5 separate regions of the Mus musculus genome follow, and all the other regions are linked to region 3. Evidence: chromatin loops called from intact Hi-C (ENCODE). Cell type or tissue: heart. All regions are shown on one strand. Links, peaks and the distances in the headings refer to the core of each region. The heading gives the core; the rest is flanking DNA. Region 1 overlaps Rnf2 (ring finger protein 2). Region 2 has its middle 19 kb from the start of Mir7682. Region 3 overlaps Niban1 (niban apoptosis regulator 1). Region 4 overlaps Niban1 (niban apoptosis regulator 1). Region 5 has its middle 7.4 kb from the start of Niban1.

Evidence for each region. A loop is a pair of places that touch in the nucleus more often than their neighbours do. Peaks named below come from ENCODE experiments on the same cell type or tissue, not always from the same donor. Only the 100,000 strongest peaks of a DNase experiment are listed, where the experiment ranks them.
Region 1: a loop joins it to region 3, with 2.9 times the contacts of the local background. A loop is called at or near these places in 31 of 42 quality-filtered maps.
Region 2: a loop joins it to region 3, with 4 times the contacts of the local background. A loop is called at or near these places in 8 of 42 quality-filtered maps.
Region 4: a loop joins it to region 3, with 2.4 times the contacts of the local background. A loop is called at or near these places in 4 of 42 quality-filtered maps.
Region 5: a loop joins it to region 3, with 8 times the contacts of the local background. A loop is called at or near these places in 38 of 42 quality-filtered maps.

What each region holds. Positions count from the first base shown.
Region 1 is chr1:151,489,585-151,495,592 of GRCm38, reverse strand. All of the region lies in intron 1 of Rnf2 (ring finger protein 2), which reads left to right. Among named protein-coding and RNA genes, the nearest start is that of Rnf2, 8.4 kb to the left of the region's middle. In heart, for the core only: a CTCF peak has its summit at 2,972 (motif pointing left); no DNase peak of the experiment used is centred there.
Region 2 is chr1:151,458,295-151,464,302 of GRCm38, reverse strand. No RefSeq gene overlaps it. Among named protein-coding and RNA genes, the nearest start is that of Mir7682, 19 kb to the right of the region's middle. In heart, for the core only: a CTCF peak has its summit at 2,848 (motif pointing left); no DNase peak of the experiment used is centred there.
Region 3 is chr1:151,702,884-151,708,891 of GRCm38, reverse strand. It overlaps Niban1 (niban apoptosis regulator 1), which reads right to left. Exons shown (of 14, transcript NM_022018.3): 10 at 5,029-5,190; 11 at 2,795-2,905. Among named protein-coding and RNA genes, the nearest start is that of Gm41969, 31 kb to the left of the region's middle. In heart, for the core only: no CTCF peak of the experiment used is centred there; a DNase peak (open chromatin) is centred at 2,601; H3K27ac peaks cover 568 bases.
Region 4 is chr1:151,630,020-151,636,027 of GRCm38, reverse strand. All of the region lies in intron 1 of Niban1 (niban apoptosis regulator 1), which reads right to left. Among named protein-coding and RNA genes, the nearest start is that of Niban1, 62 kb to the right of the region's middle. In heart, for the core only: a CTCF peak has its summit at 3,244 (motif pointing right); DNase peaks (open chromatin) are centred at 3,877 and 4,767.
Region 5 is chr1:151,560,933-151,566,940 of GRCm38, reverse strand. No RefSeq gene overlaps it. Among named protein-coding and RNA genes, the nearest start is that of Niban1, 7.4 kb to the left of the region's middle. In heart, for the core only: no CTCF peak of the experiment used is centred there; a DNase peak (open chromatin) is centred at 2,370.

The sequences.
Region 1 (6,008 bases), core at 522-5,521, 210 kb after region 3:
ACGCCCGGCTTCTTACCTTCTTCTTAATTGATGTTATTTCTGGAAAACAAATTCCTCATTTGTTTTTGACATTTTACCAGCTCTCCTTTCTTCCCTTATTGTATTGATAACTGTTACCCAGCTAGCCATTGTGAAATGTATAGATTCTATAGAGTGCTTTGCTTTGACTCTCTGCCTGTTTTCTCCACCAGAGAACATATTGATTTAGAACTCAATTATTTACTTTTTAAAAGGATATATGTCTCCATGCCAGTAATTGCATTGAATTCTCATTATTTACACTATTTTCTATGCAGAATTTAATTCAGCGAATGAGGGCTGTCTTGGAACTCAGCCAAATGTTGTCTAGAAGGCTTCCTATAGATCGCAGAAAGGGTAGTGTGTGTAATAGGAATTTCAGAGGTGGAGGTCGAGACTTGGTTTGCAGGGTTAGGATTATACAGCTCTGGGTGTGATGCTCTCCCCCTTTGCATGAATGAGATGGTGCCCTAGGCTCAGTCGCCAGCCAGCACTTAGAAAAAGACTGTGGGGGGAGAGACTTGGTTTCTAGGTCTTCCTCCAATTACAAGCAGATCTTGGCCGATCTGAGTATGATTGTATTCATGTGTCTGTATGCCCGCCCAGTTGACCCAATGGAAGATTTGTAACGATACTAAGACCTAAGGCCTGACCTACCTAGTAAGATCCTGAGCCAAAAAACCCGAAGAAGGAGGAAAGAAGCCAAGGATGCAAGTCGTTTGCCAAGTTTGTTCTGTCCCCTGCAGCAGTACCACCAACACACACCAACACATGCATAGTGTATTATACAGAGCTTTGCTTTAGTAGGCATCACAAATATATACAAATAAATACACACACATACACACTATTGGAGCTTCTTGCTTTAAAAGCGTTATTTCTACATCATTTTATCTTTATAAAATTTCTATTTTTTCTGGTAAGATGAGCCTTTTACATTGTTCCAGGTTCCTTATTAAATATTCCATTATTTATTAAGCTAAATTTATTAAATGAAGGCAAGAATAGTGTTTACTTCAAGAGACTCTAGGATTTTGTAGAAAGCAGTAAGTGTTGTAAATATTACCTATACCAATTGCCTGTAGCCCATGCTAGCTTCAAAACATTAAATTCTCTTGACTCAAACTCCTAAGGGCATTATTCCCTAGACTGATATTATGGTCTTAAAGAATATGACTTTTTTATCAGTAAATTTTAACTACTAGCTGCTTTCCAAAAGGGTTTTTTCCTCTTAGTTTTTAAAATTGAAATATCTTCTAGGTTACTCTATTGTTGTTATTGGCTTTTCTGTGAAGCCCTGGCTGTCCTGGAACTCCCAGTAGACTGGGCTGGTCTTGAACTCAGAGGTCTATGTACTTCTGCCTCCCAAGTGCTGGGACTAAAGGTGTGCTTTAGAAGTAAATTCAGGGGCTGTTCTACTGTTGTTGCTCCCACATGAAGATATGGAGACTTTATATTGATTATAAGCTTCAGCACTATAGCTGGGCAGATACACTTCTTTTCTAACCACAGTCTAATCTGATTAGGCTGCCTGTTACCCAGCCACTAGCCCCATTACTTGCCATCTTAGTCTTGTCTTGGCTGCTCCTGCCTCATCTATCCTTATCTTGCCTGGTGACCTACTCATGGCCAATCCTCAGTGTGAATCTCTCTCACTCTGGTCCTCACCAGAAACCTCATTGGGGTGGGAAGTTCACCTCCTCTCCTGCCCATCCTCTAGGTTGTGGGAAACAATCTTTACACAACTTTGGGACAGGAGATGCTTGGCAATGCCAACATTCTAACTGCAGCCAGACCTCTGGGCACAGTGGTCAGCATCTTAATACACAAAGCCATCCCCCAGTAGTGTGCACCACTATGCCTGGCTTAGGTTAATCTCTTGACACAAATACAATTCTTCAACAATCTATACCATCTCCAGAAACAGGACAGTATATTTTTCTTCCTTGTTATATTTTTACTTGGTGGATCTGGGTATCGCCTACCTATGGTTACTCCCAAGTTTACGCAGTTCTGGGGATTAAAGCTTTGGGTGTGCACGGCAAGAAGTCTACCGACTGAGCTATATCCAGGGCCCCTTAATGCACATTCCTCTCCCCAAGAAATCACAGCTTTGGGAAGCCAGCTTTTCTCGCTATGACATGAGGTACGCTGGGCTGGATCGATAGCTTGTTTTGATTTTGAAGAGCTAACGAGGTCTAACTGGCAGATGAGAGCTAGAGGTAGAGTATCAGGGTAAAGAGTGTGACTTGTCAAAAGGATAGACATACGAAGTGAATTAAACAGAATTGGATGGTTCTGGTCAAGTTAGGCAAACCCCCTCCAAATTGCACAGGAACAAAAAAAACCAAGAACCCTATAAGGTCTGCAGCACTAAGGATACCAATTCAGGAAAACCTATAGCTAACTCACTGCTTTAAATGTAAGTGTAGATGAACATGGAAAAATATAGAATAATTATTTTCTTTAAGGTCAAAATGCAAGAAAGCCTTGGTTATGACTTAATGCTGTATGGATACCCAGGTTGACCCTGAACACCACATGTGGCTAAGGCTGCTCTTGAACTCCTGATCCTCCTGGTCCTACCTCCTTGCACTTGTTTTACAGGGTGTGAGCTACTATGTCTGTCTTCTGTGCATAGATTAATGTGTTATTTGCTGCCTTTTCGCTTGCTTTAGAAAGAAAAGATGGCAGGTAGTGGTTAGGGTATTCAAGTTGAAAGAAGTTGTCAAAGGTAGATATCTTAGCTAAGGAGACTGAGGCAAATTCTGTTCCTTAGAGCATTAAAGAATGCTTTTAAGGCTATTTAATATAAATCTATAATAAGGAAACTGGATCTTCAGCTAAAGTGATTAGCCTTAGTTCACCCTAGAACTTAGAAGCTGGGCTTACTATTAGCATGGAAAGCTTATCCTTGCTCCGTTTTCAGTGACCAATATTCCTGTTATCAGATTGTCTCCACCTTGTGGCAGCAGTGTTTTACAAAGCTGAGTAATAAATAGAGGCAGAAAACTAGAGAGGTCTTCACTCCTTTGAGGAAGGAGTTGGGGGAAGGGAAAGCCATAGTTTTTATTAGCTTTTGTCTAATGATTAGTGATAGTGAACCCCTCATTTTTGTCTGTGCTTATTTTTTAATCTTTGGAGAAATGTCTATGCATAAGTTCTTTGCCTTTTAAAAAATAGAGCTATTCATTTTGTTCTAGTCTGAGTTCTTGAATGTATTCTAGATATTAATTAATCCCTTACCAAATCACTTCGAGGTGGGCTTTGTGATTACTGTCACTGTTTTTAGATTTGTTACTGTATTTACTCATGTGTATGTTGTGAGCCTGACTGCATGTGCCCTCTGAAGCCAGTGGTGTCAGATCCCTTGGACCTGGTGGTACACGTGCTTGTGATCTGCCTGGTCTGGGTTCTGGGAACTAGGTCCTTTGCCAGAGCAGAAAGATTGCATTGACTTAGTTTGAGTTGTATTATTTTCTTAAAAATCTTAACTTTTTTAGTATATAAATACATGTTGCCTTTTCATTCATTGACTTTCTTTTAAGTTTTTGAGACAGGGTCTCACTATGCCCCTGTGGCTGGTTTGGAACTTGATATGTAAGACTAGGTTGGCTTTGAACTCACAGGCCTCTCTGCCTCTTGAGTGCTGGGATTAAAGGCACAGGCCATGCCTGACTTTTGAAATGGGGCTTTGCTGCTTAACTCTGGCTAACCTAGAGCTACTATTAAGCTGGTCTTGAGCTTTACAGTCTAACTGCCTCTGGAGTGTTGTGATTACAGTAGGTGTGTGTTGCCACAGGTGGCTTTACTTTTTTAAAACGTTGTTTTGAATGTACAGAGTTTTGTTAGTGTCGCCTCAGAACTCAGAAATCCGCCTGCCTCTGCCTCCCAAGTGCTGGGATTAAAGGCGTGTGCCAACACTGCCCGACTTAAATTTCTAATCAACTGATTTTACTGGCTTAGTTTTTTTCCCGTTCTGTGGAATTTTCAGTTTTTCTCATATCAGATGACAGCATCTGAACAGAAGAATGTCTGCTTTGGGTGTCTTGTTTCTTTTCTTCTTGGTTTGTGTTTGTTTTTGTTTACTTGCCTTAGAACATCCACTAATGTGTTTAGAATAGAAATGGTAAAAATACCATTTCCTGTTTTACTCCTTAGCATCAGCATCTATGCAGTCACAAGTTTGGGGGCTCTTTACTGTTTTTCTAACTCATTTCCTATAATGGTATGTAATACCCCCTCTCATTTTAGTTCTGTTCTACCTACTTGGTTGTTACTTCTAATATCTCTAATGCAGCCACATCTTGTCCCTTGAATGTTAGTGCATGGGTGTTTTTAATTAGGATTCTTACCTTCCTTAAACTGTCCTCTCTCTTTGCCGGGTGTTTTCATTGCTGTTTTTTTGCCAGTTTGACCACATTACTGTGCTACACAGATCTTTCACACATGTAGCCTCCCTTACAGGGCTCTAGTATACATTTGTAGCTTGACTACCTGCTACTCTCCTGCCCCGCTTTTCTTTCTTTTTTTCTGTCTCTGAGGTAAGTGTGGCCTCCCAAGCACTGGGGTGGCAGCAGTGCACAGTCAGGCTGAGCTCGTGACTTAGTGACTACACTGAGTGCTGCTCATGCTTGCTCTTGGCCTGGCCTTCTCTCCTCAGAAATTACTTAGTTACCCTTCTCCAGGGAGGAGTCAGTCCTTTCCTCCAGGGAGCATTGTCTGACTCTTTTATTTGACTATGTCTTTGTGCCCTCATAATGATTATCAAGTTGTGTGAAAGCATATATTGGGGTTGTCTGTCCATTAGACGGTAAGTAGACTGTTGGAGGCTGTCATCTCCTGTCACAGTGAAAGCCTCTAGTAATGTTTTTACTATGGATCTGCTAAGTTAAGACTGTTAGGCAAAGGGACGGGAAGAAAATCAGACTCGGGCTGGTGAGATGGCTCAATGGGTAAGAGCACTGACTGCTCTTCTGAAGGTTCTGAGTTCAAATCCACGCATAATGAGATCTGATGCCCTCTTCTGGTGCATCTGAAGTCAGCTACAGTGTATTTATGTGTAATAATAAAATCAGATTGCCGCTGAGATCACTAGGACTGACCACCACTGCAGGACTTTGATAGCTATATCCTGAAACCATAGAGAAAGATGGAGCCGTCAATAAAGTATCTGTGTATAGGCTTAGCATTAGAGGAGATGGGAGACAGTTGGCTGGAGTATAGTAATATACTGTGTGCAGAGTAGTACTGTGTATGTTATGTCTTTAAAATATTTGTTTTCCTTTTAACAACTAACTTAATTGTGGAGAGTCTGAAAAACATTAAAGGGTCTTCTGGTGTTCACAAAGTTAATGCTGGGCAGTAAAGCTTTGGAAGGTCAGTCGGAATAGTTTCTTCTCTGTGATCTGTAATACACAAAAGAAATATTCAATTAAAAATGAATGATACTCCTTAAAAAGTACTAGCTGACACAGTAATTTAGCTGAGTGTTCAGATGTCTTGTGCAATAAGCTTTTCAACTGAAAAGGAAGAGCGCCTTCCCTGTGTCTCTGATAGCTCACAGAGGTTGGCGGGCGCCCTGTTTACAGACGCAGCTTTAGATGGCAGTGCTGAAAGTGGTGCGTGTGAGGTGACAGGTTCTGCCTGGAGGCAGGGTAAAGATGGCAGTTTGGGTTGCCTACTCTAAATCTCTTATTTTCCCCTGGTTTGAGTACATTTCTAAAATCTAACCTCTCTCTCCTGTAAGCAAGCATTGATTTAATAAAGGGAGAAATTGTTTGCTCATTTACATGTGGCATATATAATGCAAGAGGTAAGGGAAAGATTTAGAGATGGGAGGGTAGATTTGAAGTGACATTTATTTATTTTAAAAGATTTTATTTATTATATGTAAGTACACTGTAGCTGTCTTCAGATCTCATTATGGGTGGTTGTGAGCCACCATGTGGTTACTCGGATTTGAACTCAGGACCTCCAGAAGATCAGTC
Region 2 (6,008 bases), core at 339-5,338, 240 kb after region 3:
GAGGTCCTGAGTTCAAATCCCACAACCGCATGGTGGCTCACAACCATCTTTAATGAGATTTGGTGCCCTCTTCTGGCTTTTAGTCATATATGCAAGGAGACTGCTGTATATGTAATAAAAACATCTTTTTAAAAAAGTTTTTTAGCTGGGCGGTGGTGGCACACGTCTGTAATCCCAGCACTTGGGAGGCAGAGGCAGGTGATTTTCTGAGTTCGAGGCCAGCCTGGTCTACAAAGTGAGTTCCAGGACAGCCAAGGCTATACAGAGAAACCCTGTCTCGAAAAACAAAAACAAAAACTAACAAAAAAAAAAATTTAAAAAAGTTTTTGCTCTTTTTCATTGAACAGCAAAGAAAGCATCACATGAGGAATGTATAGAATACTTTACAGAAATGTTTTAACAGTTTTAACAGGGGGTTAAGTCAGATTCTAACTAATCCCAACTAACTGAGGTAACAGAACTACCAACAACATTATCAAGTTATGTTCATGTTGTTTCAACATGTATAATGGGGTGGAAGAGATGGCTTAGTGATTAAGAGCACTGGTTGCTCTTGTAGAGGACCTGGGTTAGATTCCCAGCATCCACATGAAGGCTTATGACCATCTGTGATCCTTGTTTCAGGAAATCAAAGCCCCTCTTTTGACTTCTCTGAACACCAGGCATGTATGTTGTTGCATATACATACACATAGCCAAAACCTTCATACCCAAAAACAAGTCAACATGACAGACAGTCATTTCTAAAACTGCTTTCAGGAGGGCAGGGGAGATGGCTCAGTGGTTGAGAACACTTGGTTTTGCACAGGACTTTGGTTTTCAGCATCCATGTGATGGTTCACATCTCAGTTCCAGGGGACCCGACACTCTTCTGACCCTCAGGTATGCCTATGGTATCCATCCATGCAGGCAGGCAAAGCACGAAATAAAATTAATTGGAAAAAAAAAAGTTGAAGACTGTTTTGAGTTTATTTGCTGTTTCCAGCAAATGATTGTTCTGACACATGCATTTCTCTGGGTCAAAGGCATGGATTAATACATAATTAAGATTACAGCTCTGTATTAGTTTAGCTTATAAAGGTTGATGACATGGGAACTCAAGGGCAAGATTGGCTATAGTGTTCTCTTAGAGCAGTGGTTCTCAACCTGTGGTTCAAGATCTCATGGGACTAGTGTTCAATGGCCCTTTTCACAGGGGTCACATATAGATATCCTGCATATCAGATGTTTAATTATGACTCATAATGGTGTCAAAATCATGAAGTAGCAACAAAAAATTTTATGGGTGGGGTCATCACAATGTGAGTAACTGTATTAAAAGTTTGCAGCATGGGCTGGAGAGATGGCTCAGTGGTTAAGAGCACTGGCTGCTCTTCCAGAGGTCCTGAGTTCTATTCCCAGCAACTACATGGTGACTCACAAGCATTTGTAATGGGATCTGACACCCTCTTGTGGTGTGTCTGAGTTGCAGTGCACTCATACATTAAAACAAAACTGCAATACATTAAAATACATTAAAACAAAACAAAACCACCTCTCAAAGTCTATCCAACTCACTAAACTTTCACTATAGTTAGAATAGGCATCAAGGATAAAATCTGGTGTTTCACGATAAAATCTATACTTCCATATTTTATGTACTTATTCACCACCAAAATCAAAGCCAAAAAAGAAAGAAAACCCACAACAGAATTAGAACTAGAAATATTTTGCTGTTGAGTTGATAAAATCTCACAACCAATGCAAAGTGTTTATATAGACTTATGGGTGGTTTCAGATGGGTGAGAGCCCAACACGGTGGGAGACATGACAAGTGGCAAAAGCAAGAACCAGAGAGGGTCCTGAGTGAGGTAACACATTCACAAAGGAACTCACACAATATGTACTCACTGATAAGTGGATATTAGCCCAAAACCTAGGATACCCAAGATATAAGATACAATTTCCTAAACACATGAAACTCAAGAAAAATGAAGACTGAAGTGTGGACACTATGCCCCTCCTTAGAAGTGGGAACAAAACACCCTTGGAAGGAGTTACAGAGACAAAGTTTGGAGCTGAGATGAAAGGATGGTCCATGTAGAGACTGCCATATCCAGGGATCCACCCCATAATCAGCATCCAAACGCTGACACCATTGCATACACTAGCAAGATTTTATTGAAAGGACCCAGATGTAGCTGTCTCTTGTGAGACTATGCCGGGGCCTAGCAAACACAGAAGTGGATGATCACAGTCAGCTAATGAATGGATCACAGGGCTCCCAATGGAGGAGCTAGAGAAAGTAGCCAAGGAGCTAAAGGGATCTGCAACCCTATAGGTGGAACAACATTATGAACTAACCAGTACCCCAGAGCTCTTGACTCTAGCTGCATATGTATCAAAAGATGGCCTAGTCGGCCATCACTGGAAAGAGAGGCCCATTGGACACGCAAACTTTATATGCCCCAGTACAGGGGAACGCCAGGGCCAAAAAGGGAGAGTGGGGGGGGGGGGGTAGGGGAGTGGGGGGGGGTATGGGGGACTTTTGGTATAACATTGGAAATGTAAATGAGCTAAATACCTAATAAAAAATGGAAAAGGAAAAAAAAAAAAAAGAAAAATCCTCAAACATATCAACTGCAGATTCCTGAAAGGGGTATAAATTTACTTATGTAAAGTGTGTGTGTATATATATATATAAAATTTTGGAAACTGAAGTAAATATTTTCCTAAGAAAACTAAGAAATAAATGACATGTAAACTTCAAAAAAAAAAAAAAAGAACCAGAGAGGGACCTGCAGGCAGGCAAGGCTGTATAATCGCCACTCCTAATGACATCGTCTAAACCTCCCTAAACAGCGCCACCAACTGGGAAGCAAGCGCTCAGATGCCCATCTCTGTGGAGGCTATGTCTCATTCAATAAAGTATTGAAATAAGGACGCTGTTAGAAATGACAGCAGTCCTATTGATGTAGCACTGGTGAACGCATGTAGACAAGTGTATACGCTTATGTTGCGATACCAGAAGTTATTTTGTGGACAACACGGATGAATCTGGATGGTACCACGGTTAAGTGAATAAATAGACAAGCCATAGAAAGCCATGGCATAATCTCATGTATTTGTAACACCTAAGCCAATTACATTCAGAAGCTTGGAAGAGAATGGTAACTACCAGGGGATGCAGGCAGGGGGAGAGAGATTGACAAAAGTGCAGTTAAAAGAAGCCGGGAGGTGGTGGCACACACCTTTAGTCCCAGCACTCAAGAGGCAGAGGCCTGAGTCTGAGTCTGAGGCCAGCCTGAGGGAGTTCCAGGACAGTCAGGGCTATAGAGAAACCCTGTCTTAAAAGAGAGAAAGAAAAAAAGATGAAAGAGGACTTGCCCAGACATTGACCTCTCCATTCTCCTTGAAAGACAACTTCACTGTTTTGGGGGTGAGGAGATTCTTTAGGTCATGAAAATTGATCCTTAGTCAATGGCATTTGTGTCTTTAGGAAAGTCCCCCTGCCCCTTGCCCCCGGTTCCCCAGCTCTGGCTCCTCCCAGCAGGTAGTTTTTAGCCAGGCAGTGGTGGTACACACCTTTAATCCCAGCACTTGGGAGGCAGAGGCAGGCGGATTTCTGAGTTCCAGGCCAGGCTGGTCTACAGAGTGAGTTCCAGGAAAGCCAGGGCTATACAGAGAAACAAACAGACAAACAGATGTATTTATTTTATGTATATGAGTACACTGTGGCTGTCTGCAGAGACCAGAAGAGAGTGAGGGATCCCATTACAGACTGTGAGCTACCATGTGGTGGCTGGAAATTGAACTCAGGACTCTGGAAGAGCAGTCAGCAGTTAGCTGAACCATCTCTCCAGCCTGGAAACCTTATTTCCTAATGATAGATACTCAGATTCTCAAAACATGCTCTAAAACTAGTGAGATGCACATTTTTAAATCATCTTGTAGTTTTAAGGCCAAGTTTGGAAACACATAGCTAAACTTGAAAATTGGCAGCTGTGCAGTGGTGGCCCACGCCTTTGATCCCAGCACTTGGGAGGCAGAGGCAGGCGAATTTCTGAGTTCGAGGCCACCCTGGTCTACAGAGTGAGTTCCAGGACAGCCAGGGTTACACAGAGAAACCCTGTCTTGAAACCCCCCACCTCTACAAAAACAAAAACAAAAAAAACAAAAAAAAAGGAAAGAAAAAAGAAAATTGGCTAAACTGTTGTCTTGTGGGATGTAGGGTCTCACGGGGACAGCTGGATGGGGGAAGAGCTGGACCTGAGAGCAGCATTGGGAATTTTCAAACTTGGTGAATGAATGAGCACAAACTCAAGGAGCCCCTTACTTATGCTTGCTGCCTTGGCTGGTGACCCTTTTAATACCTCACTAAAAGGTTTAGTTACTCTGTGACAAATTCATAAACCCTACCTTATAACCCATGATATATCATGAGGCCAGCCTAGTCTACATAGTGAATTCCAGGTCAGTCAGAGCTATAGTCAGACCCTGTCTCAAAAACAGAAAACAAACCAAAAAACTAAAGTAAAAATACACCCCACCACCAAATTTAGCTTTTTGCATAACATTCAACACAGCACTGATCAGTGTAATCAGGTTAATGAATATTTAGCAAAGTTTGATATGGAAATATTCAGTTTAACAAGTATTGAACATGACAGGTGAGTGCTTGTTTGCTGGTTGCTCCATAAAATTTTAAAAAGATTACACGAACAAGTGTTGTTGGTGGTGTCTTGTTATGTTTTCAAGTCAGGGTTTCTCTGTGTAGCCCTGGCTGTCCTGGAACTCACTTTGTAGATCAGGCTGACCTTGAACTCATAGGATCCACTGGTCTCTGCCTCCCAAGTGCTGGAACTAGAGGCTCTAGCCACCACCCCGCCTAAAAACAAGTATTTAAAAAAGTACATCGCTTTGTGCATATTTGTAACAGAAACTGGCTAAGCCCACGGGAGAAGCTAACCTGCATCTCACCCAGCCCTGAACTTGACCAGAACACACTGGATTACCTGGAGGTGGAAAACCCTTTGGGGAGTGTGTTGCACGAGCCTGTTTTTCTTTACCTCTGCCAGGTTAATGCTGAAGTCCTCTCATTCCTCCCCACTACCCAGTTTTCTCCTTGCATTTTCTCTTGTGTTCTCCTCTCCCCAAGCTTTCCCTGAGGAACACTTACAGATAAAGATGGATTTAATCCTTAAACGTGTTCTACATTTTATACCAAGTCTTTTCATTTAAATTCTTTAAATGCAATGTATTTATAATGGAAACAAGATTTTTTCCTACTAATCCTTATAGTTATGTTATCCTATGCTACTTACACAAAAACGTATGTATGACCTCAAAAACCAAAACCTAAACAGCCAACCCACCTTCCCTTTTTGAAAACGGATTTGATTTGATTTCATGAGCATTAAGCCTGAATGTATACATGTGCACATGTATGCCCAGTGCCCTCTGAGGTCAGAGGAGGGCATCAGAGCCTCTGGAACTAGAGCTATGGATGGCTGTGGTCTGGGAAGAGAATGTGGGCCCTCTGCAAGAATAGCCAGTGCTTGTAACTGCTGAGCCGTCTCCAGCTCTGTCTCCTGAGATGGCTACTCACTACTTCTGAGTGGGGCCACAAGTAACCTAATGTACTTTGGTGTCTGTAGTAACTGAAGCCGCTAAGAATCACCAAAGCTGTTTAATTTATAGTAAAATCTCTGGGATCTCATATTTGTGCACATTACTATAAGAATGACATCAGTTATTTTGATAAAAATCTTACTCTTGAGGATTAGTCAATAAGAAGACAAACTTGTGAAAAATATAGTTCTGTAGCGGGCAAGTGCTGCATTTCTCAGAAGCAGGAAAATATTTTAGAATCGTATTTTAAGCAAATCATCTTGAAGAACAACATTCTTACTACTTTATACAGGTCATTTTAGTATATAAAAGGATCCAGCTTTATTTTATGTTATATGCAGGAGAAACCACCACAAACCAGTAGAGGTATGAGAGTAACGGCGGAGCTGGACCGTGGTA
Region 3 (6,008 bases), core at 430-5,429:
AAACAGGCAAGATGAAAACGAAGAAGTGAGATCTTGTTCAAAAAGATGGGCCTCAAACTAGAGAGTGAGTTTGTGCTTCATTATTCCTGGCTGGGTAGACACAGGGGAGCCACAGATATCAATTATCTGCTGTCCTGCAAGCACTGTTCGAGCCTTGTAATGATATCTACAGAGGGAGAGAGGTCATGGCTCAAAGCTCCATCAATACAGCGGGGAACGGTTAACCAAAGAAGTCTCTTGAACAAGAGAGGGTTTCTCTGTTCCACCCTGAACATCCCAAACTGGAGGTACATAGTAGCCACATTGGGTGGTTGCAACAGAAAATGAAGACTAAAACATCTACCTCCTGACACTTTTAAGAGAGTTCACTCAGCCCCCGCTGGTTCAGTGTAGTATTTTCCAGGACAGGCACACAAAAGAACAATTTTGAACTTAAGAGGCAATAAGAGCACGCTCTTGGAGCTGCCCATTTCCTTACTGGTTTGCATGTGAACGCCAGGGCCTTCTGCATGGGTGCAATGGAGAACTACTGTAGGCGTGTAAACACAATGGTCAAGCCAAAAGAGGAAAGGAGAGCACTCACACTGCAGATCATAAATAGGAGCAAAATGACATCTCTACTCAAGCTACCAAAGGCAACCAGGTGGAGAAGGCTATGAAGGAAGGCGTGGGAGAACAATTACCAGTTTTAAGAGCCTGACTCTAACATCAGAAGGTATGGGCTTGCACACACACTTGTGAAAAGTTCAACTGGCTGTCTTTGGAGGTGGTATTTGTTGTGATTGTGGAGGTGTCTGAGTATTTGAGACACTGCCACACTTTTTATTTTGTCTGTCTGTCTGTCCATCCATCCGTCTGTCTATTATCTATTTATTGGAGTAGCAAATAGTTTAACTACAGTAAAAAATCTCATTTGAAAAGGAGATAATAATAAAGACAAAAAAATAAATGTTTGCTAATCATCAGAAAATCTATGGCCATGTGGGAAGTCACACAAAAATCTAAAACCACTGAGAAGCCAAATCTGGAAGAAGATCTCTCCTCTTATTAGTCCATATGATGTACGTCTGTAGTACGTGGTACCTATAGATTTCTGTAAGTTACCACCTTCTATTCAATCATGTAACTACAGCTTTTAAAGATACCCAGTGGACTAGTGGTCAGGATTTTTGTCTTCTTCCAAACGGATTGCTCTTCTACAAATACTTGACTTGGACTTTTTTTGCAATTACAATGGCATTTCTCTAAATAAAAGGGAGGCTAAAGTCAAATATAGCCAATAGTTTCAGGATGTTTGAGTTCAGGAACGTGAAACTGTCGATGGCTAGACCCCTGTCACACAGGTCTGTTCTACAGATCACTCAACATTTAGGATGTTTGCAAGGGTTCCAGGAAACCCCAAATCTAAAGTGGATGTGAGACACCCAAGGTTGTGTATCCCTGCAACCCCAAACAGCACTGGAAGTTCCTCACTCAGAACTCTGGCGGGCCCTGTTCACTGGGCAGGAACGTTTTTAACGCTGGCTAGGAAGTTGAACTTGAGGTATTCTAAGTTCCTTTGAACCCCAAACCGAAGATTGGTACACCTTTCTACTCCCTTCCTCTCCTGTCTGCTCAAGTGATGACTGAGGTTCGCCCTTTCCCCTCATGTCAATTGTGAGTGTGTTTTTATTTGTGTTGCTAGGAGCAACATCGCTTCTCTTCTCGACAGTTTGGTTGCCAGAGTTTTCTCCTGCTCTGTGGCATCAGGATGAGGTCTGAAACTCTGAGACATCCCTCAGACCTAGTGGGACTTTAAAGTTCTGTTCTAAAGCATTGCTTGGGGGAAGCAGGAGGAAGCAGAAGTTAGTGGGCCATGTGTAAATATCAGCTCGGAGCTCATGTACTCCTGACTTTGAGGGAGGGAGGCCTGCTTCTAGAAATTTGGCTTCCTCATCTGCTGTGGAGCGGAGTCTAACCATCATCTAAGCTCAGTGAAAGTCAAAGGGAATGGTAGCTTTGGGGTCTTTTCCTTAAAAGACTTTAAAGAGGCCTGAGGAGATGGCTCTGCTCTTTCAGAGGACCTGAATTCTGTCCCCAGCACCTATGATGGATGACTCCAGCTAGCCTGTACCTTTGGCTCCAAAGGACCTGACATCCTCCTCTGGTCTCCATGGGAACCCACACACAGGTGGCATACAGTCCCACAGACACACACTAATGCATATACATAACAGAAACGAAACAGATAAACCCTTGGAATGAAAACTGAGGAACAACAAATCTTAGGAGCATGAATTTTAAACAGGCTTTAAGTAAGTACCAAATGTGTGCGAGCTCCTGTTATCGCAACAGCTTTTTATTAAGCACTTATACATAGAGCTCATTAAAACCTATCTCATGTTTTCCCTTGGGATAGTTCCTCTGGCTCTAAGATTTGTTTTTTATTTTAAAATGTTGGTTAATTTAGTGGATTTTACTGTACTTGGAGAGCTCAGATGCAGCTGGCCTGTGGTTATATTGCATATTTTATGCAATACCAGTGACAGTGCTTGAAGCAGTCAGTCAACACTCACGGGTCAGTTCTAACTGGGAGCGCATGCTGAGGACATGTAGTTCCAGAAAAAGCCACTAGATGGCAGAAGAGGCATGAGAGTCATGCTGGGGAAACTGCTGTGTTAACAATGGTTATCTGCTTGGGAAAAAAACGGGTCTAATGGGATACAAGGGAGGTCAGGGTTTTTCCCACTGAGTAAAGGAACAGGGGTCACAATCTTGTCAGATGCTCCCAGACAGATGAAGACCAAACTCTTACCTTTAAGACACGGAGCTTAACCTTCTCGATGGCCACTGGTATTCTGGAAGCCTCTCCTTGGAGATATGGGGAGAGCAACTGCTCAAACGTGAACACAGCATTCTCCATGAGCTATCCATCAAGATAGAAAATGACAACAGTCAGAGGCTGGGAACATGGGGTCCCGCCCGCCCACCTGAGCTCCGAAAGGAGGTGATGGACAGAGCTCTCCGGGAACAACTGTGGAGTGACCCAACACTCCCCCTACTCCCTGGAGTGTAAAACAAGATACCTAGTAGCCACTGTGAAATAGGGGGAGGGTGGGAAACATCCCTCTCTATACATATACATCTGTCTGTCTGTCTGTCTGCCTGCCTGCATAATGGCATCCGTTCATTCCCAATACAGAGGGACTCAGAGCCACAGTCTCCAGTGGACATTCTCCTCCATTCCCTGGCAATGCAGACTCAGATAACAACTCCACACCTAGAATGACAGCCCCCTCCTTCCTCTGCCAGGCTAGTGTTCCAGATTGAATGTGAAATGACCCCTGTAGGCTTATTCCTGTTTTTGAACACTGGTCTTTATTGGGCTGCACTGTTCCAGGAGGTTATTGAATCTTTAGGCTGCGGTTCCTTGCTGGAGGAGGTGGAAGGCTTAAGGAATATACCTAGCTTCATTCCACGTCTAGCTTGAGCCCTCTCTGCTTCCTGGCATCAGCATTAGGAGCGGCCCCAGCCACATGCTACTACTTCTATGACCTCCACCATGACCTCTTGCCTTGTTGGGCTGTTCCCTCTCAACCCATAAGCCAAAAGGAAGCCTTTCTCCCTTAAGTGGCTCCTGTCCGATACTCTGTCATAGCAATAAGAAAGGGCACTGATAGAGCTGGAGAGAAGAGGCAGGGTCAGGACTCCATGGCAGTAGTGGCTATCACACTGGGGACAGAAATTTATTGCTCAGGAAACTGATGCAGCTCAGATGTCTTAGTCTATAGCCGGTTATATTGTTATATTGTTACCTAATTCTGCCATTTATCCTTTATACTTTTTAGAGAGGTTTCATTCAGCCTAGGATAGCCTTGAACTTGTAATGAAGACAAAGACCTTAAACTCCTGATCAGATCCTCCTGCCTCTACCTCCCCGATCCTGGAATTACAGATGGGCACCACCACATCCAGCAACTCCAATCATCACTAACTGAGATTAGATGATAACACACAAAACTAATCCTGCCTGTAATTTTTAGGTAAAATATTTTATCCAGGCACTTTCAACACCACTACATTTACCTAAGACTTGGTCTTAGGTAGAATTCGTCATAACCCTGGCTCCCTGAAGTGGGATTCCGTGTAGGGTTTAGTTGCAGCAAGCTAAACATGTGGAATTAGATGTTTCTTTCATTTAGGGAACACTATAATATGAAGGAGTCCATAGTACTTACTTAGTTTTGTCTCTGAAGGAGGAGGACCTCATCATGAGGGGGGAGAGAATCTATGGGGTAGACTCAAGAAATTTGAATATCAGAGCTAGAGACATGGTTCAGCAGTTAACACTCTGCTCTTCCGGAAGACTCCAGTTCTCTTCCCAGCACCACAGGGAAGCTCACAACCACCGATAGCTCCAGTCATAGGTGTCTGACACCCTCTTCTGGCCTCCTCAGGAACCTGCATGTGCATGGTACATACACAGACAAGCAGGTGTGCACAGATGTACACATAATAGAATAAATTTAAAAAAATAAAAATCCAATATGAAACTGTCATGGGTTCTCTTATAACAAGGTGGAGAATTCAACCATTGTCTCTAGATCCTGGTTGCAGATTAGAAACACCGGAATAGGGCTAGAGTATGCTGAGAATTTCAGATATCACACACACACACACACACACACACACACACACACACACACACACACTCACTCACCTGGAGTGGGGTAGCACATTAGTAGTTTTTAAATTTTCCCCATGTGTTTCTCATCTGTAGCCAAAGTTTGCAGCCCTGACTCAACCATCAGATAATTACTAGTTAATGCTACCTTATCTTCCCAGACTCTTATTTTCTAAGGCGAGATAAAGCCAGCTTGAAGAACAGTGTGTGTCCTCTGTCAACCTGACTCCCGCCTCACTTTCCTGAGCTGAAGAGCACCATGGACACACCCACCAGCATGCATTTATCCTTCTCGCCCTCTCTCTTCCCTCCTTTCTTGCCTCAGCCTCTTCCTCAGCCTCACCCTCCCTGGACTCTGCTCCCACCTCTTGCATGTAGTTCTGAGTCCTCTGGACCACCAGGTCAACGTGAGGGAACCTGAAGCGGCTCTGGAGGTCCAGCAGGCGCTCTGGAAGCAGGGTGACTTTAGTATAGCAAGGCTCCATCTTCACAGAATCCAGAGGAAGCTTCATTAGCTGCTGTAGGCCCTGCATTTTGGTAGAGAAGAAAAGCAAACTGCCTTAGACTTAGGGATCTTTTCTCCATATGACATACTAGTGTTGTGAAACAATCAAGTGTACGCTATGAGTATTAATTACTGCTTGGACCACTTTATCCGAGGCATCTTCAATGTCTTCTTTCTGTGGTTCTCTGGGGCAGCTCAAGCCGGGGCTCCCAGCTCCTTAAGTCCTCAGTAGCCTGTAAGTCCCTGCTTCCTGAGGTCAAGGACCAGCTAGACAGGCTGTGAGAACTGCTGCTCAGTCCGTGAGCCTGCAAAAGGTTCTCCAAGGGGTAGAAACTTGTTTCATATTCTAAGCTTAGTTGCAAATGGTTTCGCACACTGTAAGCTTAGACAGGAGAATGGGTAAAGACAGGAAAAAAATTGCTGATAATGAAAGCTCTCAAGAGAAGCTGTGCACAAGGCAGGTAGGTGTGAGTGACACAGGACATATCTGTATCTGACATGAATCTGTCTGACATGTATCTGGCATGAATTTTCCAAGGGCCCATCCCATTGTGCTTGAAAAGGGGAAAGTATTCACTTTAAGAAGTAAGCAATGGAGAGGTCTGCTGAAGAGGAACTAAAGACTAAACAGGGAGAAAGGAAACATTGTTGCAGTTGCTTTCATCCTACAATTGTACATAGTATCACTTCCTTTTTCAAAGGTTTCTTTTTAATACTGAGTATCTCTGTGTGTTAAGAGTACAGCATGTGAATGTAGTACACATGAGGGCCAGAAGAGGGCGTTGGATCCCCTGAGGGGGAGGGGGTTGTTACAGTTGGTCCTGAGGCCCCTGACCTGGA
Region 4 (6,008 bases), core at 467-5,466, 73 kb after region 3:
ATTTCCCTCAGAACCTGGAAGCTGAGCCTCTAGTCTTTTTGCTTCCACAGCCCTAGATTAAAATACAATACTACGATGGGAAGATGGCTCAGTTGGTAAAGTATTGGTTAGGCAAGTACAAAGACCTGACTTGAGACCCCCCCGCCCCAGCATCCATGTAAAAATCCTGGCCCCGGGGGGATGAAGACAGGAGGATTCTGGAACTTGCAGCCTAGGAGTTCAGCTAAAGTAGTGAGATTCAGGTTCAGTGAGAGATCCTGTCTCAAAAACAGTGGAGAGTGACTGAGAAACTCACTTGGCCTCCACATACATAAACACATACTGTATGTGAACACACACCTACATGTACACACATACATGTACACACAGTTGGGGGGCAAGGGAGAGGGAGAGACTTGTGCTCCTATGCTCCTAGTTTAGGAGATTTTTGTGATATAAAGTGTCATATGGTCGACGTAAGATAGAGGGACTGACTTGAAAGTCTAGAGACCTGGACGGTGGACCCCACCCTAACTGTGAGGCAGAAACCACCCATATAAACTTGGCCTCTGCTCCAAGGCCTGCTGTCCCCTGCTGTGAAGTAGGGTAGGTAGACGTGGGTCTATATTCTCTGAGCCTAGGTGACATGGAAGCATGATCATAAAGGCACAACTACATCCCTACACTGACCAGCAGTGACGTTTTGGTGTCTTGACACCAGGGATAAATTTTGCTCTCAGTCACGTAGAACCTGGTGTCAGAGGAAGGGGAAAGATTCAGTTGCCTTTCCAAGCCCTGCTTAGTACGGGCGATGGGAGAGTTCCGAGCCAGACTGGAAAGGCTCTTGGCACTTCGATACTTGTTTCCGAGGATAGAGATAAATGTCAGCTTCGCCATCCTTTCTGACAAACACTTCCAGCTTGCAATAGGTAGGATAGGAACTTGAGGCAAATAAAGCAGGGATAGCATTTTAAAAATATTTCTAAATATTTCATGGGAGGCTTAGCTTAACTTTTGTTTTTCAAATCAGGTGTTTTAGTTGACACAGGAATGTTAAAATATACCTTATTGGAAAGAGTTACACGGAGCTAGTATGCGTGTAAAAATCCAGAAGGAAATGAAGGATCTGAGCCAGGTATTTGGAGACGCTCAGTAGGAGGACCTCGACTCCCACAGCCGACTGTGTGTGCCTATGAAGTCACAGCCAAACACCCATGCATACTGAGACCCTCTACAAGGCAGACACGCCTACTTCTGCTTGGGCATTTTTCAGTCTTATAATGTGTATGAGGAAGGGGAGCTCTTTTGTATTCCCTTAATAAAATGACATTTATGGGTTATATTTATGGGCTTTAGTAATTATTACTTGTAAGGTCCTTTGAGACCCACTAATAATAGATTCTGTAGAAATGCAAATAAAAGCCCCTATAATTTGAGTCAAGCATGCTTTTGCTTGCTCCCTGAGTTTATGGTATTACAATTAATCAGGATTTGCATAATACTTTAATATACTCAGGCTTTATAAGCATCTAATTGGTTATTATTTTATTAGCTTTTATTACAACGCATAAATAGTAATCCTATATCCTTGTCTATAATTTTCTTACACAGGAGTGGGAAATCTTTGAGAATTCCCACAATGAGAGTATAAATGATGAGCAAAATTTGCCCTTTAGTTCCAGGTAAGCACTGTTTGGTCTGTGTGAGGAGTACCATGCTAATTGTGGATGCTAATGTTTGCTCTCTTACAAGCACTACAATGAAAGGAAAGAAGGTGGCCATCCTATTATGATGAATTCTGTGGGGCTATTAAAGCCAATTTTCTACTACCTGCCCAAGTCTCCTACTGGTATGCCCTGCTTCTACCAAGGTGCCTTTACACTAGCCTCCCACTGTATGTGAAAAGTGTTTCTGGGATCTGAATATCTGCGTGTGACACCCTCAACACAGCACCAAGTCACTCTTACAAAGAAAATTGCAGATTTCTTGTATTTACTTAATGACTGGTTCAAATGTAAAGTAAAACAGCTAATAGCATCAAAAGATGAAGGAAAAAAAACAAAGTCGATCTAAAATGCATCTAGACATTAGATTGAACCTGTCTGGACCTACATAAGGGAACACCCACTTTGAAGACTTTGAGGATAAAGGCAAAACCTGGGGTTGGGTCAACAATACCACTGTGGTAGGAAGGTGGACTCTGGACTCAGGCAAAGATGGCAGAAGTATTTCTGCCATTTGCTGGCTATGTGGAGTAGCTTCACAGAATTATTATAACAATCACACGAAATACCTCATTAAAAGTTCTTGGTGCCATGGCTGGCACAGAGTAACAAAGTGGCTAGAAGGTTGGGGATACTGGAAGCCCCCTAGCCAAGTACCAGAAGACACCCCTCAGTTTGAACTAATGAACTAAGAAAATAAAAAATAAGAAAGCAGCCCGTTTACTGTACTCTTGAGTTGGACACATCTTGATTTGCAGAAGAGAAAGCAACTAACTGTCCCATGCACGGAGGGCCTGAAACAAATATCACCTGCATTTCCATAGATGTGTTTAGCTTAGGTTGTCCTCTGTGTATCCCTGAGTTAAAAATCAACTACATAATGCCAGACAGAGTGGCTCGAGCCTGTAATTCCAGTGCTTGGCAATTCAATGCCAGTATGGGCTAAATAGTGAACCCCTGTCTCAAAAAGCCAAACTAAACTGAAAACCCTCAACTACATAAAACCTTATCATTGACCAAGTGAAGGCAAAGGCACAGTTAGCCTCTGTGCTCCACTGAACTCAGTCCTCATACCTGTAAGATACAGATGATGAGGAGCCCCTATATTGGTGTGTTCTGAAAGCCACATTGCCAGAACTTCAGCACAAGGAGGCCAATGGCTCACAGAACGGCTGGCATCGGGGGAAGGGCTTCTTCTCCATTAGGAACATAGCACTGACACCACAGGTACAATTCTGTGACTCGTACTTGGTGGCTCCAGCCTGTACTGGGCACTATAATGCAACAATTTACTCCCTTGGCAATCCTCATGAAAATCAAAAGGCCTCTTCCACAGCTCGAGACACTAAGCTTAGCTTTCTACAGAAAAGGTAGTTGCAGGCCCTTCTAAAACCCCCTCTCTCCTAGATTCAAGCAAATCTAAACTAAACTGTTACTTTTATCTCTACACTATTTCAAGTTTTATTTTTATTTTTTTATTTATGTTTGTGTGAGTATATGCCACATGTGTGCAGGTACCCACTGAGACCAGTAGAGGGCATCGGATGCCCTAGAGCGACTGTTCAGACAGTTAAATGGTATGGGTGCTGGAAACTGAACTCGGGTCCTTCTGCCAAACAGCAGGGAGTGTTCTTAACTGCTGTGCCATCCCTCCAGTCCCTTTACACCATTTCTTAAATCCATCCCCCTTTACCCACCTCAACCACTGAATCCTCTACTGAGACTTGATTAACTCTCAACATTGTAAGAATCTCTAAGTTTTCTCTGTGTAGGCAGCACAGCAAGGCAAAATCACTTAGTCTCTGCTCTAAAACATGAACAAAAATGTACAGGGCAGAAGAGGGAAATGCTAGGACTGAGACACAGATCCCTAAAGACTGTAGAAACAAAGCCAACATTTCTTTCATGGAGTAGCAATGGATTCTAAGAAGGGCCGGGCAGAGTCTAGGATAAGGGGACAGCTTAGGAGAGGCAAAAAAAAAAAAAAAAAAAAAAAAAAAAAGTATGTCCACTGGGACCTATCCAAGATGAAGCTGTCACAAGTTGCAAACGACCAGATGCTAAAATGAGTGTCTGCCCTGCAGAGCAGAGCCCTGGCACTGAGACTATAGGGACACTCTTCTGAATGCTGTAAGGGGCAGACCTCATTAGTGACAGAAGTCACATGTCTCTGGGTCCTGGCTTGCCAAGTTCCAGGGACGTGGAGCCATCAGACTATGCCACTTTTTCTTCCTCAGTAGATCTCCCTGCCTGTAACTCTTCAGCCTGCCACTGAAGGAACCCTACCCTACCCGTCATATATCACACCGCTCAATATAGCTGGCGCATATCCAGACCTAATCTATTCCTGTCTCCTGTAAGTATTCTGTTGGCCATTTTCACACTCTTCAAGGCCAAAGGCCAAAGCCCGCCCAAAAGAATCGTTTCTCAGATCGGGCCGGCTGGAAACAATCTCACCACCATTCACATTCTCCCAAACTGTGCTCCACTTTTGCTACAACTGTTTAAATACGGCTTATCTCTCCTCCGAGGGTATACTGTATTTGCATACTCAGCAAATATTTGGCAAGTGATTGGGAAAACAGCTGAGTAAATATTCAAGACCCAAGAACATCACAATGCATAATAATAATGAAACCCATGGCGTCACCCCAGGAAGGAAGGTTTGGGGCCTCACTACTTCTTATGCAGGTATGCACCATGAAGCCCAATGCGTATTTGTTTACAGAAATCAGAATCTTACAGGCTAATTCCTCTTAAGCTTTTAAATAAGTTTGTCCCATGAAAATGTCTGAAATTACTAACATCACATCCTGGTTTGTTTGATTTGATCAGTTTATAAAGGTGAGAAAAGTGACAGTCTGGCTGGAATGTATATAAAGTCTGGAGAATCTGAATTTGTAGGTTTTTTTTTCATTCTAGAAGGTTCTTTGAATGACACTATCCACAGCTGCAGTGGTTCACTCAAATCTATTTATCAGTTATTTGGTTTCTCCTCTATCATACTGCTTCACTCCCTATGATTCCCAGGGTTACTTCAGCGACTATAAATGCTCTAGCACAGCTGTTCCCGATCTGTGGGTCTCAACCCCTTTGGGAGGCTGAATGGCTCTTTCACAGGGGTCATCTAAGACCATCAGAAATATCAGATATTCACATTTCTGTTCATGAAAGTAGCAAAATTACAGTTAAGAAGTAGCAATGAAAATTACTTTATGGCTGGGGGTCACCACAGCAGAATTAACTGTATTAAAGGGTCACAGCGCTGGGAAGGCTGAGAACCACGGCTCTAAAGTCTAAAATCTTTCAAAAGGGGAAGGTTCCTCGATTTCAACACCTTTTAGGAGACTAGTTCATAAGAAAACAATAGGAGACGTTAAAACACTGCTTTGTGTCACGAGATACAAAACAATTCAAACATTGTGCTCTTTCCTAAACTTTGAAAATTATATTATAGCTTTTATCCAGTGTTATTTAATTAGCCCTTGATCTGTGGCTTTTTCTATGCAAAACAAACAAACAAAAATTGTTTTTAAGACATTGAATTTCCATTATGAAAGGTAATTATCAAAAAAAAAAAAAAAAAACATGGCTATTTCGCTGGCACTGAGATGAATTCCACACGAAAAGAAACTGAGCTGGCTTTTGGTACAGTTTCTTAAAACCGGCTGAGGTTGCAGGTGAAGATTAATATTGGTAAACAAGAAAAATGCCTCCAAAATTTTCAATAATTTTAAGGTGTAATATATGCCGATGTGTATTTCTCCTGGGCGTCTGAGGTTGTAGAGATTTATAAGTCCTTGTGAATTATAGCATCAGCTATGATCTTGGGTTGCTAAGCACCACCACTTCCCACCTTAGGGTGGAAAATTGGAAATCCCAATTCACAATACAGAGGTGCAAAAATCTAATTACATACAATGATGCCCAAGGACTCTCTTTCTTCAAGTAAATGCCTTAGAGAATGAGGGTAAATTGGATTCTCCATAATTGAACTAAAGACAGGGAGGGAGGGAGGGAGGGAGGGAGGGAGGGAGGGAGGGAGGGAGGGAGGGAGGAAAGGAGGGAGGGAGGGAAGGAGGGGGCAGGGAGGGAGGGAGAGGTGTGGGGGGGGGGTGGTTGGGAGAGAATGAGAACACATTTATTACTGGAGCTCGGGTGACAGGCTTTTAACAGACTCCACTAGGAAATGGCAGGATGATTCATAGGCAGCCTTGACTCTGCAGATCCCGCAGGCTCCCTGTGAAACCTCCAGCACGAGTTAAAAGGTGAGAGGTGTATAAACCAACTTCCCTTCTCTTTGAT
Region 5 (6,008 bases), core at 437-5,436, 140 kb after region 3:
GACATAGAGAAATTGAAATAAAAGTTAGAGATCATACACCCACCAGCCAGTAGCAGTATTTTACATAAACCCAATTAGCAGCTCGATATAAATTCTTACAGATTTATGGATTATAATCATAATAATCCATACATATAAGCATGTACAGCTAGGATTTATAATTACATATAAATTTACAATAGTTATTTATCCAAGTGAAATGGTGTTTTAATATATTCTGGGATGTGTCATAATTTTACCCGGAATATTTCTACTGAAACCAATGTCTAGCTCCAAATGAGTGATGCTTCACTGTATATAAATGGAGTTTAATTCAGTCGGCAGCAATGTATGCATGCATGCATGCCTGTTCCCCTTCTCCCGCGATCACATTACAGATTTTCATGGTATTTATTGTTATTCTATCAGGCATTAGTCTGATATTTCAACTTTTGTCAATTTGAACATGGATGATATTCTGTTGTCCAAATTTGAAACTCTGGAGGAAGACGTGACTTTTCTAGCCACCCATGTGCCGTGCCTTCTTTGGAATTTGGAAGTAGCAGAGGCTGCTGCTGCTCCTCTTGCTGTAACATATACTTCCAACCAAGAAGCACATTCTTCTTGCTTACCAAAACATATTTCCCTGTGCTGTTTTGTTGAGTTTTCACCTTTGAACATTGGGCTCACTGTAGGCAGGTGAGCCAGACAACTGTGGTTCTGATTTTGTGTTTTTATGGGTTTTATGTCTGAGTGTGTGTGTGTGTGTTTGTGTGTGTCTGTGTGTCTGTGTGTGTGTGTCTGTGTGTGTGTTTGTGTGTGTGTCTGTGTGTGTGTGTTTGTGTGTGTGTGTTTGTGTGTGTGTGTCTGTGTTTGTGTGTGTGTGTTTGTGTGTGTGTGTTTGTGTGTATGTGTGTGTATATGTGCTTCTCATGCTTTTCTTTGTTTTGATATTGTTGTTGTTTTCTTTGTTTGACTTGCTTGTTTGTTTCTAAAGAGAGAAACAAGTTGTAGAGTTGGAAGAACATGGGGTGGGGAGGAGCTGGGAGGAGATAAGGGAGGGGAAAACGATCAAAACATATTGCATAAAAAATTGTTTTCAATTTTAAAAAAGTACGCACTATGCCCAACATTACTCCCGTTTTCTAAAGGCTCATATTTTAGACCTTTAAGCTGACAGTATTTGAAAATTAAAAATCATATATAATGCATTTTACATATCACGTTAGCATATATTCTCTGATTGAAGTTAGTATGATAACATTCATGAAAAGGTATTCTGGCTGCTTTTTCTAAAACTCAGTTTTGGTTCTTTCTCTTCATGTGTTTATTACAATACTTGTGTGGCCACCATCTAAGACTAGAGGGAGTATTAGTAGAATTATTAGGGGAAAAAAAGTATATCTGTTTTTTTTTAATTGTTTATTATCATTGTGTGTACATGTATATGCATGCACACTAGAGTGCATGTGTGTGTGCATGTGTGTGTGTGTGTGCACGCACTAGGATCACAGCACTTACTTGGAGGTCAGGAGACAACTTAGTGTAATATCTTCTCTCCCTCCATCTTCATGTGGACCCCGAGGGCTGATCTCAGGTCTCCAGGCTTGCATAAATGTCTTTACCCATTAATCCATCTCACTCAGCCCTATATTTTAATCTTATATTCAAATTTTTATGTATATACATAATATATATAAGAGTTTACATAACAGCTGTTTTCACAATACAATGTAGAAAGCTAAGCTTGCCAAAATATTTTCCAGGGGGTACAGGCAGAAGGGGACCAACCTCTCGTGGATGCATCTACAGATGGGACTCAGCTGGAGCTCCCAGCACACGTGAAGTCTGATTTTTAGAAAGATATCAATTTGGATTTTCCTTTTTCCTTTGTTTTTGTTTTTATGGGTGAGTGGTGGCATACACTTTTAATCCTTCACTCAGGAGGCAGAGGCAGGTGGATCTCTGTGAGTTCAAAGCCAACCTGGTCTACAAAGTGAGGTCCAAGCCAGCTAGGGTTACAGAGTGAGATCTTGTCTCAGAAAAAGAAGGAGGACGGGGCGGAGGAGGAGGGGAAGAAGAGAAGAGGAGGAAGAGGAAGAACAACAGAAAGAAAGAGAGAGAGAGAGAGAGAGAGAGGACATTCTTTTTTCAGTTAAGAACTATTTGTTCAATGTGCTTTTCAAATGTGAATCGTAGCAAATGTCTCTAGAATCAGAGACATTTAAAGTTGCCTAATACGTTCTCAAGCCAGACAAAGACCAGAATAGCACAGATCCCTCTGAGAAAGCAATAGCCATATAGTTACCAAGGTAGCCAGATTCTGCAGAAGGCCAAGCACTAACCCATCTTGGAGTGGACCGGGGGAATGGGGAGAGCGCCACCTGCCGGGATGCCAAAGGTGCTCCGTGCCTGGGCGGGACCGCCAGGCGAGAGAGGAAAGCTTCAGTCCTGTGGGTTTCACCAAGCCTGCAACAAGCTAAAGCTGTTTAACAGTCATTTGGCACCAAATCACGGATTTCTTACAAACGTTTCCTTTTCTCAGATCACAAATTAATTACTCTCCTAGAAGGATGTCTCCCGGAGTTCCAATCTATTATTTAATAGTGCAAACTTGTACTCACTGTGTGTGACATTCACTTTAATATTAATTCTAATTCATTTTTATAAAGAACAGATTTCTGTGCTCTTTATAGTACAAATCGCCTATCCATTAATTCTTCTAGTCAGGTGTCAGTCGTTGCTGGGAAGTGGCTTGCCAGTTGTCTGACTTAGAGTCTGATTGTGGAGACCTGGGAAGAAGCACTGGTTAGGGAACCTGGAGGACACTCAAAATCAGAGCAGCTGGTACACCGAGGTGAAGAGGGATCGCGCAGCACTGGCGCTGTATAAAATTTCTCCATATGGTGATTTTAAATACAGAGTGAGTTTTATCATTGCAGACCACATCCACCCAGCAGTTCTCCCAGTAGACTTGTGAATAATTGCACTCACAAATGGTGTGTGGAGTGGAGAAGAAATGTCCAGATATTTATAATGTCTGCATAAAAAGAAAATACCCAGCCTGGCTGGCACGACTAAGTATACTTGATCAAAACCGTCTTCGTCCACACTTCGTTAAATTCTTTCCCCTGTTTTGATAGTATACCACTTATTTCCCTTGGCTACACATAACGCTATCGTATCAAACAGGATTCTGTTTAATCAGATTGCTTTGCACTTAAATTTTAGTTAAAATCAGCTCACTGCCAGAATAGCATTTGAAGGGGAGGAATGAGTGAGGAACCCCGAGTATTTACATATGATAATTATGGTAATTTATTCCTAATCCAGACCAATCACAGTCTTGCCTGAGATTATTGACGTTAAGAAAGACTGGCATTCCCCACCCCACCCCCAGCCCCCACCCCGGAGGTTGCTAAATGGGTAGGAGATGAATCTTGAGGTGCCAAGTGGGTACTTGTCAACCAGAGGGAGAGCCCCTGGTTGAAAGAAAAGAATGTCCTGGTGACATCTCATTAGTTTCAGTCCAGCTTATCCAGTTCTACAAAATAATAAATCTGCCCGAGTTTTTTGTTACTTTTGTTTTTGTTTCTTTACTTGGACTAAGCAAGTTGGAAGTGGATTTCTGTCCTCCCTCCCATCCCCCAGCATTTTGATAAATGTGGGACTTAAGTAATGTTTATTTGCGAGATAAAATCATTCTACAAAGATATTATGTCCTTATATATGGTTAGTTAAAGCAGATACAAGTGGTCATCGTTTTCTATGCCTGACTGGCAGTCACAAGGATCAGTTCTCACGGTGTATGGCCATTTATCCTTCTTAGTGATTTGTCATTTTTTATAGTCTACTTGGAAAGTGATTTTCCTTCATCCAAGACATTTGATTGATTATCAACCACATTATACACCAATACCAGCTTGGAGTTAAAGGTAGCAGGCTCAAATTTGGGCAAGAGAGTGAAAGTCGTTCTACAAATCATGACCTGTGCACAAGCACACACATACACACACCCAACTAACTCTCTAACTCCTTTTTTTTCAATTTATTTATTTATTTATTTATTTTGGTTTTTTTGAGACAGGGTTTCTCTGTGTAGAGAGAAAACCACGCCCGGCCTTCTAACTCCTTTTTAAATTAGATTTAGAAATTGGCTGAGCAGTGGTGGCACATGCCTTTAATCCCAGCACTCCGGAGGCAGAGGCAGGCGGATTTCTGAGTTCAAGGCCAGCCTGGTCTACAGAGTGAGTTCCAGGACAGCTAGGGCTACATAGAGAAAACCTGTCTCGAAAAAAAAATAATTGTAATTTTTGAGTTTGAACTAACTTAGATTGGCAGAGTTTCTACTCTGAGGCCTGCATGGCTGTGCTTTTCCTGGCATTACTGAAGGTAGAGCAATATAAGTTATAGAACTTACTCCTGGAATTATTGGAAATTACTACTACAATAGCTATAATAACTTCAATTCAGAGGGTGCCTATGTGGAAAAAATAAGCGAAGTTCCATAAGTACTAGTAAAAGCACTGTTAAAAAACAAAACAGCAGCCATCTCCCAGGTGTCTGTGTGCCCTCGCTGCTGCCCCTGCTTGTGTTTCTGCTGGCTTGTGTGCTCTGTCGAAACACATGCACCCTTATCCTAATGATTATTAACCACACCAGGCTTGTGTTTGTCACTCAGCAAAGGTTTGTGAAGTGAGTGCATGTTTTACACTAGGCTATAGTGACTGAGTATAGAATATAGTGATATAGAACATATCACTATATAGAATATATAAATATATAGAGAATATATGTGATAAATATATTGAATATACAGAGTATAAAATATGGTGAGTGAATATTTTACATCATAGTAGACTGGTACAACACTTTATTTTTCTTCAGTTGCTCCAGATTCTAAGCTGGAAGGAATATCAGGTCACTTCTTTCCAAAACTGTGTTATCCTAATATTGAAGAAATTAAGATGAAGAAGACGTGAAGTAATTGTACAAAACAGAGCTAGAGCTAACAAATAAGCTAAAGGATATTTAGTGTGCACACGTGTACACACACACACAAGGAAATCAACACAAGGAAATCAACACACACAAGGAAATCAACCTCTGCATGCATGCACACACCTGTACATACCTCCATCTACATATATGCAAAATATACATTTGAGCATGCACTCACATTACACACATACACACACAAAAAGGAAAAAGATGATGGTGATAATGATGGTGATGATGTTGTTGTTGATGATGATAAGTGCAGACTGAGACAGGGACAAGTTTGACTTGTTTAATAAAAAGAAAAACAGCCAAAGTGCTTCCGCTGCACTGAAGAGGAGAAAAGATAAGACCGTAACCTGTTATGCTCTGTGAGCTGGAAAAGGAGCTGGCGTTTATTACAGGATGTACTGAGAGACCATGAGGCAGAGTTGGAGTGGCTCTGCCAGCAGAGTGCTGGCTTGGCATGTATCCGACCCTGGACTCAGTCCCCAGCACCATATAAACGCACATGGTAGTGCACGCCTATAAGGCCAGCACTCGGAAAGTGGAAGGGAGGCAGGAAGACAGGAAGTTCAAGGTGATCCTCGGCTATTAAAAGCTCCTGGCCACGCCGGGATATATAAGACTATCTAAAAATAAATTAGTTAATTAAAACGATTTTGAGGAGAGGAACTATACGTGATGGTAATTCCTGGTTGTCGACTTGACTACATCTGGAATGAACGACAATCCAGAAATACAGTGTCTTCCTGTGGTCCTGATCTTGAGACACAGACTTCTGACTTGGATCCTGACATGGAGAACTTGAGGCATAGTGGCCATGAAAAGCTTAGACCAATACACCATATAATCTGATTTCCATTGTATTTTATTGCTGTTGCTGTGATGGAGAGCAAAGCCAAGGCCTCGGAGGTGCTAAGCAAATGTATTTATTACTATTGAGTTACAGCTCTGACCACCTCTTTGTCAGTTTAGAAAACTCACTCTGACTACTACGGGCTAGAGAACGGACCAGGAATGAAGGGATC